Regions from separate parts of the Homo sapiens genome. Here region 2 is linked to region 1. A link is a loop called in an ENCODE intact Hi-C map of the cell type or tissue named here. Cell type or tissue: OCI-LY7. All regions are shown on one strand. Links, peaks and the distances in the headings refer to the core of each region. The heading gives the core; the rest is flanking DNA.

Region 1 (7,953 bases), core at 2,429-6,428:
AAGGTGAGATCCCCTCTCTACAGGAAATTTAAAAATTAGCTGGGTCTGGAGGCACACACCTATGGTCCCAGCTACTTGGGAGGCTGAGGTGGGAGGATCTCTTGGGCTGAATGGTCAAGGCTACAGTGAGCTGTGATCACACCACTACACTGCAGCCTGGGTGACAGAGTGAGGCAAGACCCTGTCTCAAAAAAAATTAAAAAAAAAAAAAAAGGAAGAAGAAAGAAAAAGAAAGGAAAGAAAGAGAGAAAGAGATAAAGAAAAGAGAAGAAAAGAAAAAAGAGCTGCCTGCTGTAGCTGAAAGATAGCACTTAGATGCTAATGTGGGATTTTGAAAGCGGGAGACCTTTCTTCAGAAATCTCAGGTAAGGCAGTTGCGAGGGCACAACTCAATGCCCTCGTGAGGCCTCAACTCTCTGGGGCCTCACACAAAGATGAGCTTTATGTGGACTTTACCAGAAGTTCCAGGGATGCGGCCAGCCAGGAGCTGTGGCTGTCACCAGTTTGTCATTGGTGTGACACTAACAGAGAGAAGGTACATCTTACCAAGACAAGGTAGTTCAAGTTCAGGTTCTGTAGCATCATTCAGCTCATCTGAAAGCTTGTAGTTGATTTTATGTATTGCAGCCCATTCAAAAATAATCTTGTAAAGCATAGTGTTTGCTTAAACTTGAGACAGCTTGCAATGTGGCTTCCGTTTAGTGTGACACAAACCTGTTGTGGACTCTCTATTATACCACAGAAATTGTTATAACCACCACGTCTATTGTCTTCCAGAAGGACACTTGAGAGTCACTTGTAAAAGTTGGCCTGTGCTTTCCTATTAAAAACTGCTGTTTAAATGGTAGTTAGTCTCCTGTTTAGTATGCGGTGTAGCTAGATCACCCTGCATTCACAATGCTCTACATAAAAAAAAAAACAACACTGCTGCAATACCAATAGTTAAAAGCAATTCCATTAAATACATTGCGAACTAGTTTTAAATTTTTATCTTGATGTAGGCACTTAAGAAAAAGGAAGGGATAAAAAATAGTTGGAGACATTTATAGTGATTCTGAGGGTAACTTCTGAGTTCTGGGGCTTACAGACTCTTGCCATTGGGTCTTCATCTAAGTAGCGCTACTCAAACGTGTATGAGCCCTAGTTAAAGCATTATGGCTCACAAGAAAATAAAACAAACACATCAGTTTTCCAGATGTTAATTGATCAGTTTTCCAGATGTTAATTGATCAGTTTTCCAGATGTTAATTGGAGATGTTTTGAAAGAGAGAAGCTTCAGAAGGCAGACAAATACTAAAGAGAATGTGTCTTTACAATATTCATTCAGCATTTATTGTGTACCTAGCATGCCCTAGGCTCTAGAGCAGCATTCTCAGACCACTAGTTTTCTAGATTGCCTTTACATTCATAAGTCTCAAGATTATTAAATTTAAATAGCCTCAAGATCCCCTTTACATTCTTAAAAATTATTGAGGACCCCAGAGAGTTTTTGTTTATTTGGGGTTATATCTACTGATATTGATCATATTAAAAATTAAAACTGTATATAAATGTTTAAATGCTTTGCCTGGGCATAGTGGCTCATGCTCTATAGTCCCAGCACTTTGGGAGGTGGAGGCAGAAGGATTGCTTGAGGATAGGAGTTCAAGACCAGCCTGGGTAACATAGCAAGACCCCCATCACTACAAAAAAAAATTTTTTTTAATTAGCTGTGCTAGGTAGCACATGCCTGTAGTCCCAGCCACTTAGGAGGCTGAGGTGAAAAAATTGTTTGAGGCCAGGAGGTCGAGGCTGCAGTGAGCTGTGATCATACCACTATACTCTAGCCTGGGTGACATAGTGAAACCTGTCTCTTTAAAAAGAAATAAAGTTTAAATGTTTTAAGTAAAACATTTTAAAAGATTTTATTATTTAAACATATCAATAATAAAACCATTGCATATTAACCTAATATAATTCTATGAAAAATAACTATAAAAATTTTTGTGAAAAGAATGACATTGATTTATATTTTTGCAAATCTTTTTCGGGTCTGGTCTAAGAAGACAACTAGCTTCTTATACCAGCTTCTGTATTCAGTCTGATGCTCTTAAGTTGTTTTGGTTACCCCAGATATTTTGTTAGAAAAGGGAAAAGTGTGTTAATAGACTTTTGAGAAAATTGTGGCTATTCATTCTTTGACACTCTACCAAAACCGGAAAAGTAGTAGTTTTTTAAAAGTTAGTTGCATTGTGAAATCTGAAATTATATCAATGACTGATATAATTTTTCACTTGTTACATTGAAATCGATTAGTCTATCTTGCAATTTTGAATGGATCATTCACTCTTTCATGATTGTGTGAAATCGTGCATCATTCAATTAGAAATATTGGTTCAGTGAGTTATGTAACTCTTTTAAGCGTCGACACATTTCATTATCTAAGATCAAAAAATCACATTCATTAGTATCATCACCAATCCTATCAGGAATGCCTTAAGTATTGGGAAATATGGAGACACATTTTCCAACGTTGACAATTTTCCAAATTTGCTTGAATTTTATCATTGGCCAAAAACACTGTCAGTTCTTGAAGTGGCAGGCTCATTGCATTTATTATCTCTGCCATCATTGGTCTGTCAGTACTTCTTCCATGTAAAAATAATGTTCCATGAAAAAGAGTTGCTGGTTCAGCTCACAGTTGAATCTCAGATGCACATTTCCTTGAGACAACCTTGTGCTTCAGCGTGTACCACGGGTTCTCTGTGTGTGTTTCCCACTGAGTCACACAGAATATAAAAAAGGCATATCAAGGGTTGAAACTTAATAAAGGTAATAATTTGTAGTGCTTTTTAAGGACGTTTTAAATATTCTCTTTTTTTCCAGCTTTAATGGATGAAACAAATTGTTGTTTTTTTCCTTGTAAGTGTGAGATGGTAAAAAATGCAGTGACTGCCAGTATAAGCTGGTGCCACTACCTTGATCCCAGCTAAGGCACCCACAGTTTTATCTACTGTTGCTTTTGCACCAAAGATGTAAGTGGCAATACAGCGAAAAGGGCAAATAAAGTCTTAATAGTATGAAAATGCTTTGACCTTACAAATCCCTGAAAGGGTTTTGGAGACCCCCACAGGTCTGCAGAACAGTCTTTTAAAACTCCTCACTAGATATACAGTTTGACATAGACAAGACGTTTTTCTTGTAAAGGGGGAAGATAGATAATAAACAAAATACATCAGGGGTGCTGTAACCAAAACAAAGCAGTGCGCTGTGACAGAGGGGTTATCTCAGGTGGGATGGCCCTGAAAGGCTGCGGAGGCAGTGACGTTTAAGATGAAACTTAAGAGCAGGTCGACTGGGATAGCCAGCCCAGGCTTGATGGCAAGAGCTCACAGGGAATGTTCCAGGGGCAGCAGAAGAACCCCTGTGCTGAGCATGGTGAGGAGGGGGAAGCGCAGGGAGAGAAAAGGTCAGTGAGGCTGTCAAGGGCTACACTGATCGGGCCTGAGGAACCAAGGTGAGAGCTGGATTTTATTCTGAGTGCAACGAGGATGTCCTTGGAGGGGTGTGAAGCAAGGTGAAAGGTCATGTCCACCTTGTAGCCTCAGGAAGTCTCCCCTCACCCCACTTCCACCTCCATTCTTCTCTAGGGGGCCACGACTGGGTTTGAAACTCTAAACCCTAGTTATGAAGTTGTAAATATAAGTAAAAAAGAAAATCCCAAAAGATTACATACAGCATGGTATTCATTTTATAAAATAAACAACTTACTAAAACCTCAGAGCTATCTACAAAGGAAGTCAAGGGAGCAATAAACAAGGATTCAGAACAGTGATTCCCTGAGAGAGGGCAGGCAGGAGGATGAGTTGGGGAAGACTCCACAGATGGACAAAAGTCCTCATCCGAGTTCCGGTTCTGGGGGTGAGTGGGGTTTTGTGGGTGTTTGTGATCTTATTAAGTAAGGGTGAGTGAGTGAAGGTGACAGGCCACGAATGGGCCACTCGCGAGTGTGTCGGGAGCCGTGGGTCATGACAGACCCAAGTACGTGCCCCTGGGTTTGATATAAAAAGAGAATAAGGGTAGAAAAGAAACAAAGCTCATATCTATATATTTCATTTATTTACATGCCGTTTGATTTCTAGCTTGTTCAACCCTAGTTATTGCAAATATCAAGTGTAGTATCATGGGTCATGGGAAAAGGCTGCTGGATTCAAAACTCGGCTTTGTGTGCACCCTTGGACACGCTGCAGACCCTTCCAGGCCTCAGTGTCTTCATCTTCTTCATCTATGATGTGGAATAATTGCAGGATCCGCTCATAGGCTTGTTGAGAACATCGAACAGGACAATGCCTGTGAACCGCTGTCACAAGCCTCTCAGTCACGTTTACTGCACAGGTGGAGATTCTCTCTCCTGTATACACTGCCTCTCTCGATCCATTTTTCCTTTCTTTATGTAACTGGGAAAAACCAAGAATGAAGCAGGTTTGTTTTTGTTTTGCGTGTGAGGAAAAGGTTGTTGAATCTGTTCTCAAGAATGTTTGAATTAAATTCTCTTTGCCTGGGGATGGTATTTTTATCTTATATGATTGTTCTTTGAACAAGCAGTAAGAAAACAAAATGAAATTGGGAGGCTCCTTGCTTTCTTCCTGAAAAGAGGCTTCAGGGCTTTGGGCCAAACTGTGCCTTGAAATGAATTTTAGAAGCGGCCACAGCAGGCGGTCTCTGTTGTGAGGGGCCCAGCTAGTAACAGGCACACTCCCCCAAGACAGAGGAAACACCCTGCAGAGCGGTGGCCACGCTGGGCTGTCCACCGCACAGGGGCTGTCAGAGAAAGAGTGGGCTCGGCGGGAAAGGAAGGGCCGCCCCAGTGGGTTACACGGGAGGCCGCTCCAGGCAAGGGTTTTCAATTTCAGTTCCCTTTTCCCCACACTGCATGGTTTCACTTCTCTGATGGGGCTTAGAATCTGCGCCATTAGGCAGCTTCCACAGCTTAGACGCCTTTCCTAAGGAAGGGTTGGCACAGGGCTGTCAGCCATCAGAGACCTGAGAGGGCAACCACCGGTGCCCTCCCTGCTGGATTCAAGAGGAGCTGGGTGATTCTGGGTTCCAGGATGAAGAGGAGCTAGCAGGGACAAGGAGTAAGCAGAATGTTTGCACACAGGAAATGACAGGGGACTCCGTTGCTGGAGCCATCCCTTCCCTTTGTGGTCATCACGAAATATCCATGACCATAGTAGTGCCACTGTGGCCTGAGTCTCAGGATTGCCTGTGCCCATGAGGTGGCCAGAGCCAGCTCTGAGTCCCCAGGGTGGCCCACAGCCAAGGAACAGAGCCCCCAGGACGCAAAAAGAAACCACCACTAGTTGAGAAGGGAGGAGGAGAACTCCTCTCATGACTGTGCCTGGCAGGAGACAGCGCATCCTGCAGCCTGAGCCTGGTGCTCTACGGGGGCCAGCCGAGGCTAAGACTGTCCCTCACGGAAGGATCTTGAGGCTTCTGTGTCCTCCCCGACACTGGCTGCACTCACCTCCCCTCAGCCTCTGTGCATAGCAGCCCACCGTACTTCAGGACCACTCTTTGTAATCAGGGAATTCTTCTTTACATTGAGCCATAATCTGCCCCATAATTTCCACAGATGAATCCTAATTCAGGTCTCCACAGTAACATGAAATACATCTGCCCCTTTTTGGAATATATGTTAGGTCTACTCTGTGTCCTGCACCATGCCAGGCAGCAGACAAGACACAGACATAGACCTTTCCTTCCAGGAGACTAAAACGTAGTGGGGCAGATGCCATTAAACAAATAATCACACAAAATTCTAAAGATGAAATGAAGTTTCTCGCTATTACCGTGTTACCACACGTGGAAAACAGTCAGCTATGTCTTCTGTCTAAGGGAAGGTATTTTGCAATGGCCTGACTTAAAAGCCGTGGGATTTCCATGAAATCTCTGGATGATGCGGAGCAGACACCCCAGTGCTGAGCAGCTTTCTTTAGTTGAAAGAGAGGGTTAGTGATGGCCAAATTCGTAGCCTGTTTTGGGGATGGCGTGATGACTTTGAACATGGGCGCTGGGGTGTATGGAGGAAGGTGAAAGGTGTCCGTGGGGAGAAAATTGGAAAGGAGCTTTGGAGGCAGGTTGGGCAAGGCATTAAGTGCCAGAGTAAGAAGTTGGAACTGCGTTTGATGATCATCAGGTGAGAAGACCTTTGAGCAGGGAGGGAAGTTAGGTCTGAGTTTTGAGGCAGTTATTTTAAAATGGTTCCAAGCATGGCCTCTGCAGCCTGGCTGCCCGGGCTCCAGTCCTGGCCACTGGCAGTGGGAAGAGTTACCTGGCCTCCCTGTGCCTCAGTTTCTACATCTGTAAAACAGAAATAATAGTGGTATGTACTTAAAAGAGCAAATGAGTTGATGCATGTGACATTTTTGGAGCTTTGCCTAGCTGTGGAAAAGTGCTTTAAAAAGGTTAGCTGGGGCCAGGCATGGTGGCTCACACCTGTAATCCCAGCACTTTGAGAGGCCAAAGCTGGTGGATCAGTTGAGCTCAGGAGTTCGAGACCAGCCTGGCCAACATGGCGAAACCCCGTGTCTACTAAAAATACAAAAATTAGCTGGGCGTGGCGCGCACACCTGTAATCCCAGCTACTCGGGAGGCTGAGGCAGGAGAATCGCTTGAACCAGAGAGGCAGAGGTTGCAGTGAGTCGAGATGGGGCCACTGCACTCCAGCCTGGGCAACAGAGCAAGACTCTGCCTCTAAATAAATAAATAAGGGTAAGCTGGTATTATAATCACCACCATTGTCATCATCATTGTTGGAATAGGCATTGGAAGGAGGTGGATGAATTTGGGTCAGTGGGTGTCATTCACAGTAGGGCACAGTAGAGGCCTGACTTTAAAAGACTAGGTATGCTGCCACCTTCCTCAAAACGGCACCTGCACTGTGTTCACTCACATAAGTAGAAACCTGGCTCTTTTTTTCTTTTTAGAATCTTTTTTTTTTTAATCCTCACTTGGGATTAATCACCTCCAGAAGGCCCTCATCAGGGGTTACAATACACGTGTGCATGTTTGAGGCCATGCTGCCCACGCGTAGACTTGGGGAAGGAATTTGCAGCGCCTCACTCCCTCACCAGCAGGCCCAGTGCCAGGGGGCTCCTAGATGATGGCTGGAGCCCGCCAGTATGATGCTAAGAATGAAGACTCTGCTGCAGCATGGGCAAATATTTAGGCAATGATGATAAATGAAATAAAGCCTGAAACCACACATGCATGATGGTCCTCACGATGTAAAAACATGGTTGCACATGAGCCAGGGCCGTAAAGAAACACAGATAAACAGTGGCACTCGTGTTAAGATGGGCAGCGCAGGAGCACATGAATTGTTTTCCTTTAATATTTCTGCAATTGTCTTAACGATATTTTTAAAGTAGAAAAAGTAAAGGAGGGAGCATGTGCCCAGGATCCCTCTATGCCTCGGAGACCACAACTGCAGAGCAGCCATTGTTTTAGCAGAGATGGAGGGCTCCAGAGGGTGGGGCATGTCAGTTCTTAAAGAACTGCTCTTGATCTGCGAACCCCTCTGCCCTCTTTAAGCCCCAGGGGCACCGCCATCTCTAGGAATGGAAATTCCCAGCCAATGGCTCCTGCACCAGAGACAGTGGGCCCTTCCCTTCCTCACAGACAGTGCTTCCTCAGGATCATGGCCCTTCCAGGGTGAGCTTCCCGGGTAACTGGACAGGGGCTGAAAGTAGCATCCTTAGGCTATCCCATTGATGGTCTTGGTTAAAACAAGCACAGTTCAAATACCTTCGTGACCGCTGTCAACTGCAAATGGTATGGCCTTGGGTCAGATACTTGGCCTCATTGAGCTTCACTTCCACCGTCTGTAAAGGAGCAATGCCTCTGCAGTACCTACCTTCCTCACCGGGCTGTTACTGGTAGGAAAAGCGTGACTGCAGTGCATGGCACCCA
Region 2 (7,953 bases), core at 2,526-6,525, 96 kb before region 1:
AACCGTGAGAAATGCGTTTCTATTGTGTATTAATTACTCAATCTAAGCTACTTTGTATAGTGGCAGGAACAGATTAAGACAATAGCTCATTTTCGTCTTCCTGCAATGTTTATATCAGTGGAGGGAGACTTACTACATAATGCTTGCTGGATGGTTAACTAGTGCTTCTTCCTTCCTTAGAGGAACTGTTATTCAATGACTGGAAATAGTTTATGAGAAGTAGAGTCCACGTAGTTTAGTGGAAGAGCTCAGAATTTAGAATTGGAAGGCATGGGTGAGTCCTGACTTTCACACCTTAGATGTGTGATGTTGGGACTTTTGGAGCCTTAGTTTCCTCATCTACCACCAGGAGTAATGTCATCCATAAATGGTAGCTAGGAAAACTAGATGACACTATCTATGTGAAATGCTTTGAAAATTTAAGACAGTTTCCAAAAAACGAGTTAGCTATTAGAGTAAAAAGCCAGTGTCATAGTCAATCTAACTTGTACTTTAAAATAAAGAATAACCTCAGTACAACTGGGAGCCTTGGACTTGGCAGCCAAATGCATATAACTGGGAAGTTGGGATAATGAAGGGAAACAGAATGAGACTTTGTATAAAACTGTCATTTGGAAATGATGCATGTTATTCCTGCAATTTAAGGAGGAAATTTTTAATTAAAAAAATACTTGTAGGCCGGGCACGGTGGCTCATGTGTGTAATCCCAGCACTTTTGGAGGCTAGGGCAGGCGGATCACGAGGTCAGGAGTTTGAGACCAGCCTGACCAATGTGGTGAAACCCCGTCTCTACTAAAAATACAAAAATTAGCCAGACGTGGTGGCACGCGCCTGTAATCCCAGCTACTCAGGAGGCTGAGGCAGGAGAATTAATTGAAGCCAGGAGGCGGAGGTCGCAGTGAGCTTAGATCATGCCACTACACTCCAGCCTGGGTGACAGAGCGAGACTGTGTCTCAAAAAAAATAAATAAATAAAATAAAGACTTTGTAAAGTGGCATCGATGCTGGTCAGCAGAGTTATATAGCCAGTCTGGGTGTTCTCTGGGTCCTGTGTTGGGAAAATGCTGTGGACAGTGGCAGATGAGATGACATTTCTGGTTTGCAAATCACATCCTGGTCTTATTCCTCTGGACAGAGCCAAATAAGTGCAGTTATCTGAACTTAAAGATAGCCTAGCGCTGAAAAGCCAATGACAGCTAATCTTGAGAGAGCCATGGGTACAGGGAGCTTGTCAGAAGTTGTGTCTCCTTGAAATTGGCAGCATGCAGTACCAAGGGGATGGCCAGACACTGCCAGGCCTCTTTAAAACTCTCCTGGCTGCTTCCTTTTCTTTTCCATTTTTATTGTAATGCTGGTGATGTGGGTATAAGAACTTTTGTTGTGGTGGTTCAGACAGCCGAAAAAGCAATTCTCACAAACTGTTTTTAGCCTGGATATCTGTTTTCCCCTTCTTCCTTTCTCTTTCCTCCTTCCCCAAGCTTTCTTTTAACAGCTTACGATGGGTGCATCTCATTCCCATCACATAGCAGCCCTGCTTGACACCAGCATTAGATGAATTAAATCACAGTTTGTTCAGTCCCCAAACACCTTGTTCCTCCTTGTTGCCCTGCACATCACCATTTGCCTAAAGATTCTTCGGGATTCCCTTCAGTGCTGTCCTGGCAGGGACCCAGGAGTAGTGTCTCTGCAGAGAGAAGGGCAGAGGCAGAGAGACTGCTTGCTCAACAGCAGCTAGGCAGGGAGAGAAGCCGGGCGCTGAAGGAGCTGTATCTTCAATGTTCTGCTGTTGCAATGCACACCTTCATGAAATCCTTTTTAACTTTCACTTAGCGGTTTTCAGCGAGTCTTTGGCTATTGTCTTCCCTTGGCATCCTGGGCACCTTTTTGTAGTGTGGCGATGGAATGCTCTCTTTCCAAGATGAGGGATGAGAGTAACTCACATCCTTTGATGTTCCCTGCCCCACCCCCTCATGATTAGATTCAAGCAAGTTAAACACACACCAAGAGCAACCTGTGACATGATATAAGTCACAGAATTGCTGGCAGAAATGGGGTAGGGTGGGGCGGCCCCGCCCCCGCCCCCTCATTTTGGGCAGTTATGAGTGACACTCTGAATTGTTCGAGGTTTTTAAACTTGTGCCCTCCGTTCACAAGATCACTTCTTTCTGGCTACCACCCAAATTCGATGTCCAGAGCCAGCATGGGAGTCTGCCCCTCATCCCCGCCTAACTCACTGTCCATCCACCTGTGTCTCCTGAGTTCTTCCCATCCCACACATGGCTCAGCCTTGAATGTACCATAGCTCCCACAGTTAATGATATTGTCTTGAAAACGAAGAGATTTATGAATTTGGATACATCCTGGCCCCTTCAGAGGGACCATTATCTTGACTGTAGATCTTGGAGTTAGGTCTCTAAAGACAGGCCTGTGATTTGTGAGAAAGTCTCAAGGATATGCAGGTAACACCTACTGGAGTCACGCTTCACCAGTTCACATTTCTGAGCAGCACAGACAGGTCTGGCAGTCTTGGGCCTCACGTTGCTGGTCTTCTCCAGAGCAAGAAACAAGCTGGGCTCCAGGATCACACAAGCAGGGCCGCGACTGACACAGGGGTGCAGGCTGAGGCAGCTCCCATGTCTCTTGTGCTAATTCTTTTCTTTAATTTGCTCATAACTGAGGCTTGAGTAGCAGCCAGGAGGGTGAACCAAAGAAGGCAAGGGGCCAGCATAGACAGGGATGAGGTCAGCCCCGGGGGGAGGGACTGATGATGTGCACAGATGTCTGCCAGGGGTCCTAATGGCACCCAAGATCCTGGGTGTCTGTCTTAGGAGGGATGTTTGGTAGAGAGACAAGTGGCCAGTGGACACTGTGGATATGTGTGGTGGGGCAGATGAGTGGTCACAGAGAAATAAGGCTTAGGGGGACAGCGATCCAGTCATTGGCAGAGTGGAGTCCTAGGTAAGGCCCAGTTACAGAGGAATGTGGAGGCCACAGCCTGGGATGCGGGACTCTGCTGTTACAGCAGAATCATCAGCAAGGCTGCCCGCCTGCCCTGATGGTGAGCCGCTGGCCAGGCTCCAGATGGTCTCTCCGGAGAGGTGGGACTGGGCTTGGAATCACAAGGCTGAATCTCAGATGCGCAGGTGGTGGGGATGGTTAAGTTAGAACATCCAGGCATCCAGCAGGTCTTTACAGAGGCTTCAGCTGGTTTTTTGCTTTGTTTCTGTTTTGTTTAATAGTGTACAGCTTCATAGTGATCTACATATTCATGTATGGTTTAGAGCCAGGGAAGGTGTTATCATGATTGGAATTTAATTGGGTGTCTAGTAAGGAAAAAGCAAGGTAGAATGTTCCATGACATTTACAGGAAGAAGATAATGCCTGAAGGAGGCCTGGTACGAATGAGGGAATCCCTGTTTTCTAGTGGGAACTACCTCAAGGAAAAGGCACTCATCAGACACGTAGGAAATGAGTTCTCAGACTCAGACATCCCCAGCCTGCAGGTCCAGATGAGGGTACGTAATAATGTTCATACTCAGATATCCCAAGTGCATCGCCACCTACCTGCTGTCATGGATCCCAGTATCCCGCAGAGCCCCCCAGAAGTATTTCTGTAGGTCCCAGGGGGTGTCCACAGCAAGCTAACTTCCACTGGACATGACAGTGACTCCCATTGGGCCCCCAGGGGACACCACCGTTGAGGCTTTGGGGCCATCATGGTGTCCAGTGGTATTTCAGAGCTGTACGTTTCCCCACTGTCAACTTGTCACCTGGGACTTAAGCAACTCAGCTTTGAGCCCCGCCTTTCTACCAGCCTTGCAAAGCCCCTCTCCCACATCCTCCTTAGGCTTTCCCTCCAGGTAAACCCATGCAAATAAAGGTTTGGATATTTCACCTCAGACCTGGTTAGATCTCAGTTTTGACTAATTTCTTTTCCATGGGAGCACAGTTCAGAGATGAGGACAAAATCAACAAAATTCCAGTTACCTAATAATCTTTTGTGAACATAACTATAGTCATGCATCACTTAACGACGGGGATACATTCTGAGAAATTCGTCATTAGATTTTGTTATGTAAGTATTATGGAGTGTACTTACACAAACCTAGAAGGTGCAGCCTACTGCACACATAGGCTGTATGGGGTACAGTGTAGCCTATTGCTTCTAGGCCACAAACCTGCACAGCATGTTACTGTATTGAATACTGTAGGGAGTTGTAACACAATGTTAAGTACAGTATCTGAACATATCTAAACATACTTCATAAAAGTGGCAGCGTAGTAGGTTTGTTCACACCGCATCACCACAAATGCATGAGTAATGTGTTGCTCTGTGACTTTACACTGATGATAATGTCACTGGGTGATAGGTAGCTTTCAGCTCCACTATAATCTTATGGGACCATCATTGCATATGCAGTCTTTCTTTGACTGAAATGCCGTTGTGCAGTGCATGACTGTATTTTATAAGATGAGCCTAATTTGTGTTATACTTCTCGGGAATGAAGGCATACCCTGCAGTAGGTTTTGGATTCTGTGTTTGACAGATGTGGCTGCTTTTCTTTGCTTTCACTTTCCCCTAAAGGAAATAACAGTAGTAAGATGAAGAAAGAGGAAACTAGTAGTGAAAATTAAGCAGGTGAAATATTTATATAAGGCAGGACAGCTGTGGTCTAGACATTTACACAGAATTTTACTAGAGTAATTGCTTATCTCAGAATTCATTCAATATGCTAATTTCTCGTAGCAGATTGCCTGTCCGGCAATGCACATGGCATACAATTTTTGAAATTCTGCAGTGATGATGGAATAAGCATTTCTAACCCATTTCTCTGTTATAGCAATTGCCACATTGCCTGGTGTTTATACGTCTTTTCATCACTGCACTGAGTTACTATCAATTACTGGGTCTTTAGCTTTCTACTATATTTGGGATATAGAACAGAGTAAGTACTCAATACGTATTTTTGATGAATTAATGATAAAGAGAAAGAAATTCCATCAACAACGTATGTTATATTGTTTTTTCTCCAGAGGTAACTAACCTAACTTGATATATAGGCCACAACTTAACCTCAGTTGGCAGTGTTTTCCAGCTAGGTGACCAGAACTCTTTACTATCCATTATGATGATTTCTTGAAAGGGAGAAACTGACTAGGGTGGAGAATACTCCTTAGAAACAGAAGTTGGGTCCTAAGTAAATTGATGATTTAAAAATTATTTGGTGCAGGCCAAATATTCAGATAGGGAAAAGGAAAAAAGGAAACAAAAAGAGAAGGGATTTTAACGAGGTTGGTCATATCCTATACAAAATACAGTTTTAAACTCTTTAGCTTCCAGGAGCAGAAAACTGTAGGAAGTATGTAAATTATTCACGGTTACCTGGGAAACCCTTTCTGACAGGAACGGGGGAGATCACAGGGTTGGATGGAAATTCAAGCAGTCAAATTGTAATGTGTTTGTGTGTAAGTTTGCTTGTTTGTTTGCCACAGATGAGGAACAGGGAAAATTTCTGAAGGAAGGTAACATGAAAGGAAGAAAAAAGCTTGTCTGTACAGGGAAGGCAGAGAAACTTCAGGTCTCTTGAAGGTGTAATTTCCAAACCACTCTGTCCCTAGACCATCCTATTTGGAGTGACAGCAATAGTGGACCTCTGACCCGGGCTGTCAGAACCCCTTTCTAGAAGCAGCTTCTTCCCGCAAAGGCATGGTCAGTAAGGGAGCCTCCACGTTGGCAGAGTGGGACTCCACGCTTTGGCCCCGTGGACAGATCTGAAGATGGGCACCCAGCAAAGCTGGGCAGGCGAGGCCTCTTCTCTGTAATGTTTGGACAGAAAACCAAAGGGCGCTTGGATTACTCCTCCAGCGGCTGAAGCTGTGAGTACCTAGGAACCATCCCCGGCCACGTTTCCCATCAAGGGGAGAATGTGGTGAACAGAGATGAGAGATGGAGGGAAAGTGCTGGTGTGCCTGAGTCCCTGGTTCCCTGGTGTTCTGGCGCCCAGCCGCATGCTGCCCTTCCCACAGCCTGGTTATCCAGTCCTTCCTCAGATTCCCTAAGCCGGTGGTAACTCTCCTGTTGTTTAAGCTGGTTTGATGTGCACTGCCATCACCTGAGATCAAATGAGTTCTAAAACACATGCAATTGCAGACTTCAGGCACTGGCAGAGGACAAGAAGGAAGAGGTAAGAGGTTGAAGTGATCAGCTTCCCTCTGAGAGAACTCTGGAGCACCACAGGGTTGAGGCTGAGGTGACCATTTCAGTATGAACTGAAAATGGCTTTTTTCCTTATAGCTAGAACGGCTGAAAATCAGCACCATGTCAGGTTGTAACACATCTGTTCCAGGGATCACAGGATGTCCCATAAATGGGTTAAACACTTACCATGGGTGAGGCAGTTTGCCATCTGTGATATTTATGGTCTGAGATATAAAAATAACTTTTAAAAAATGAGTGCTTGTCCTCAAGAAGCTCACAGTCTGATAGGAGGTATCACATAGGTATATGTGATTCATTGTGAAAAAATGTCTTAAATTAGAAACGTGTCACCATGATTTCAAACAGGGGTAGCACCTTACTTTGCCTTATATACTCAAGAAATGTTTGCGGATTGTGGTTCAGCTGAATCTTGAAAAACAAATAGGAATTTGATATGGAAGGGGCCTAGAAATTTCAGGTAGAATGTATATGTCTGTCTTTGTACATGTTGCCCACGTATACAGACAGAAATGTAAGAGTGAAGTAGTGTGAGCAGCATAATAGGGAGGATGGGAGAGTTGGGAAAACGAGGCTGAGGAGATGAGGGGCTAGATCCTAAAGCCTGTATTCCCTTATAAAAATGTGGGCTTTCCTGGTAGAAAATGTGGAGAGTCATTAAATAATCCTACTATGTGCAGTTTTTAAATGATTACCTATCTTAACTTTGTTGGCCAAGGGTAAGGTTGGTGGTTGGAAAACAGGTCAAGGAAAAATTTAATAAATAGTCTGAGTGACAGGAGATGAGAGTCTGGGCTGAGTTAGTGCCGGGGGCCTTGTGGGGAGAAGCTGACAATATAAAAAAAAAGACAGGAGCTCAAATCTATGGGAAACGGGGCCAGTTCAAAGGAGAGATCGTGGGGATGAAGAAACCACATAACTCTCAGAGTCCTGACCTGTGCGGCCAAGAGTTTGGTGGTTGGAATGGAGATGAGGATTAAGTAGGGGCAGCAGTGCTTTGGTGGAGAAGATGATTTAGTGACTTTTGGACTTCCTGAGTTTGAGGCAGGACACAGGGGAATGTTACCCTAAGAGCTCAGCAGAGAGAGGCCAGGATTGGAACGTGTACTACTCTTGACCACTGGAGCTCCAGACATGACCCAAATGCCTGGTGAATGTCTAGAACAGGTGAAGAGCAAGGTGAGGAAAGGACCCGAGGGAACACCAAGGTTTAAAGGATGGTGGAGACAGTGAGTGAGGAACTAAGAAGGGAGACCCAAGAGATGGAAGTCAAAGAGCAGAGGCTGGGAATGAAAGCCATTGGAAGGTACAGTCTCTTGCAGGAGTGAGACTGTAGTGTCATCAGAAAACAAGCGCAGACCACATGGATTTGACAATGAGTAGTCTTCTAGTAGTCAGTTCAATGGTAGAAAAATACTTTGGATGATCATGTTTCTTTAAATATCCCACCCGTTGTGTCTTTACTTGTATTTATTCCACAAATGTTCATAACTAGAGAATACTTGATTTAATGGATTTATGCAAAGGGTTGGTGTCTCATGGAGCAAGCAAAACGTCCTGACTCTGGAAACCAGACCTGCCTCTTCATACTTATGTGTCTGGTAATAGGCATTTGAAATAATACTGCAGGGAAGTTTCACGTTGCTGTCATTTACCCGTTCTGATTTTCCTTCCTCGTATAGCTCACTTGAAGGGTGGGATAAGATGGCTGAAAGCGCTCCTGTCAGCCCTCTCTG

Evidence for each region. Hi-C counts contacts between places; a loop is a spot of excess contacts. Peaks named below come from ENCODE experiments on the same cell type or tissue, not always from the same donor. Only the 100,000 strongest peaks of a DNase experiment are listed, where the experiment ranks them.
Region 2: it touches region 1 in a loop (3-fold over the local background); 1 of 110 quality-filtered maps calls a loop at or near these places.

What each region holds. Positions count from the first base shown.
Region 1 is chr6:5,719,199-5,727,151 of GRCh38, forward strand. All of the region lies in intron 6 of FARS2 (phenylalanyl-tRNA synthetase 2, mitochondrial), which reads left to right. Among named protein-coding and RNA genes, the nearest start is that of FARS2-AS1, 270 kb to the left of the region's middle. RefSeq lists an enhancer at 4,789-5,108. In OCI-LY7, for the core only: no CTCF peak of the experiment used is centred there; DNase peaks (open chromatin) are centred at 4,893 and 5,383; H3K4me3 peaks cover 1,632 bases; H3K27ac peaks cover 591 bases.
Region 2 is chr6:5,622,756-5,630,708 of GRCh38, forward strand. All of the region lies in intron 6 of FARS2 (phenylalanyl-tRNA synthetase 2, mitochondrial), which reads left to right. Among named protein-coding and RNA genes, the nearest start is that of FARS2-AS1, 170 kb to the left of the region's middle. RefSeq lists an enhancer at 4,395-4,664. In OCI-LY7, for the core only: no CTCF peak of the experiment used is centred there; a DNase peak (open chromatin) is centred at 4,586; H3K4me3 peaks cover 717 bases; H3K27ac peaks cover 768 bases.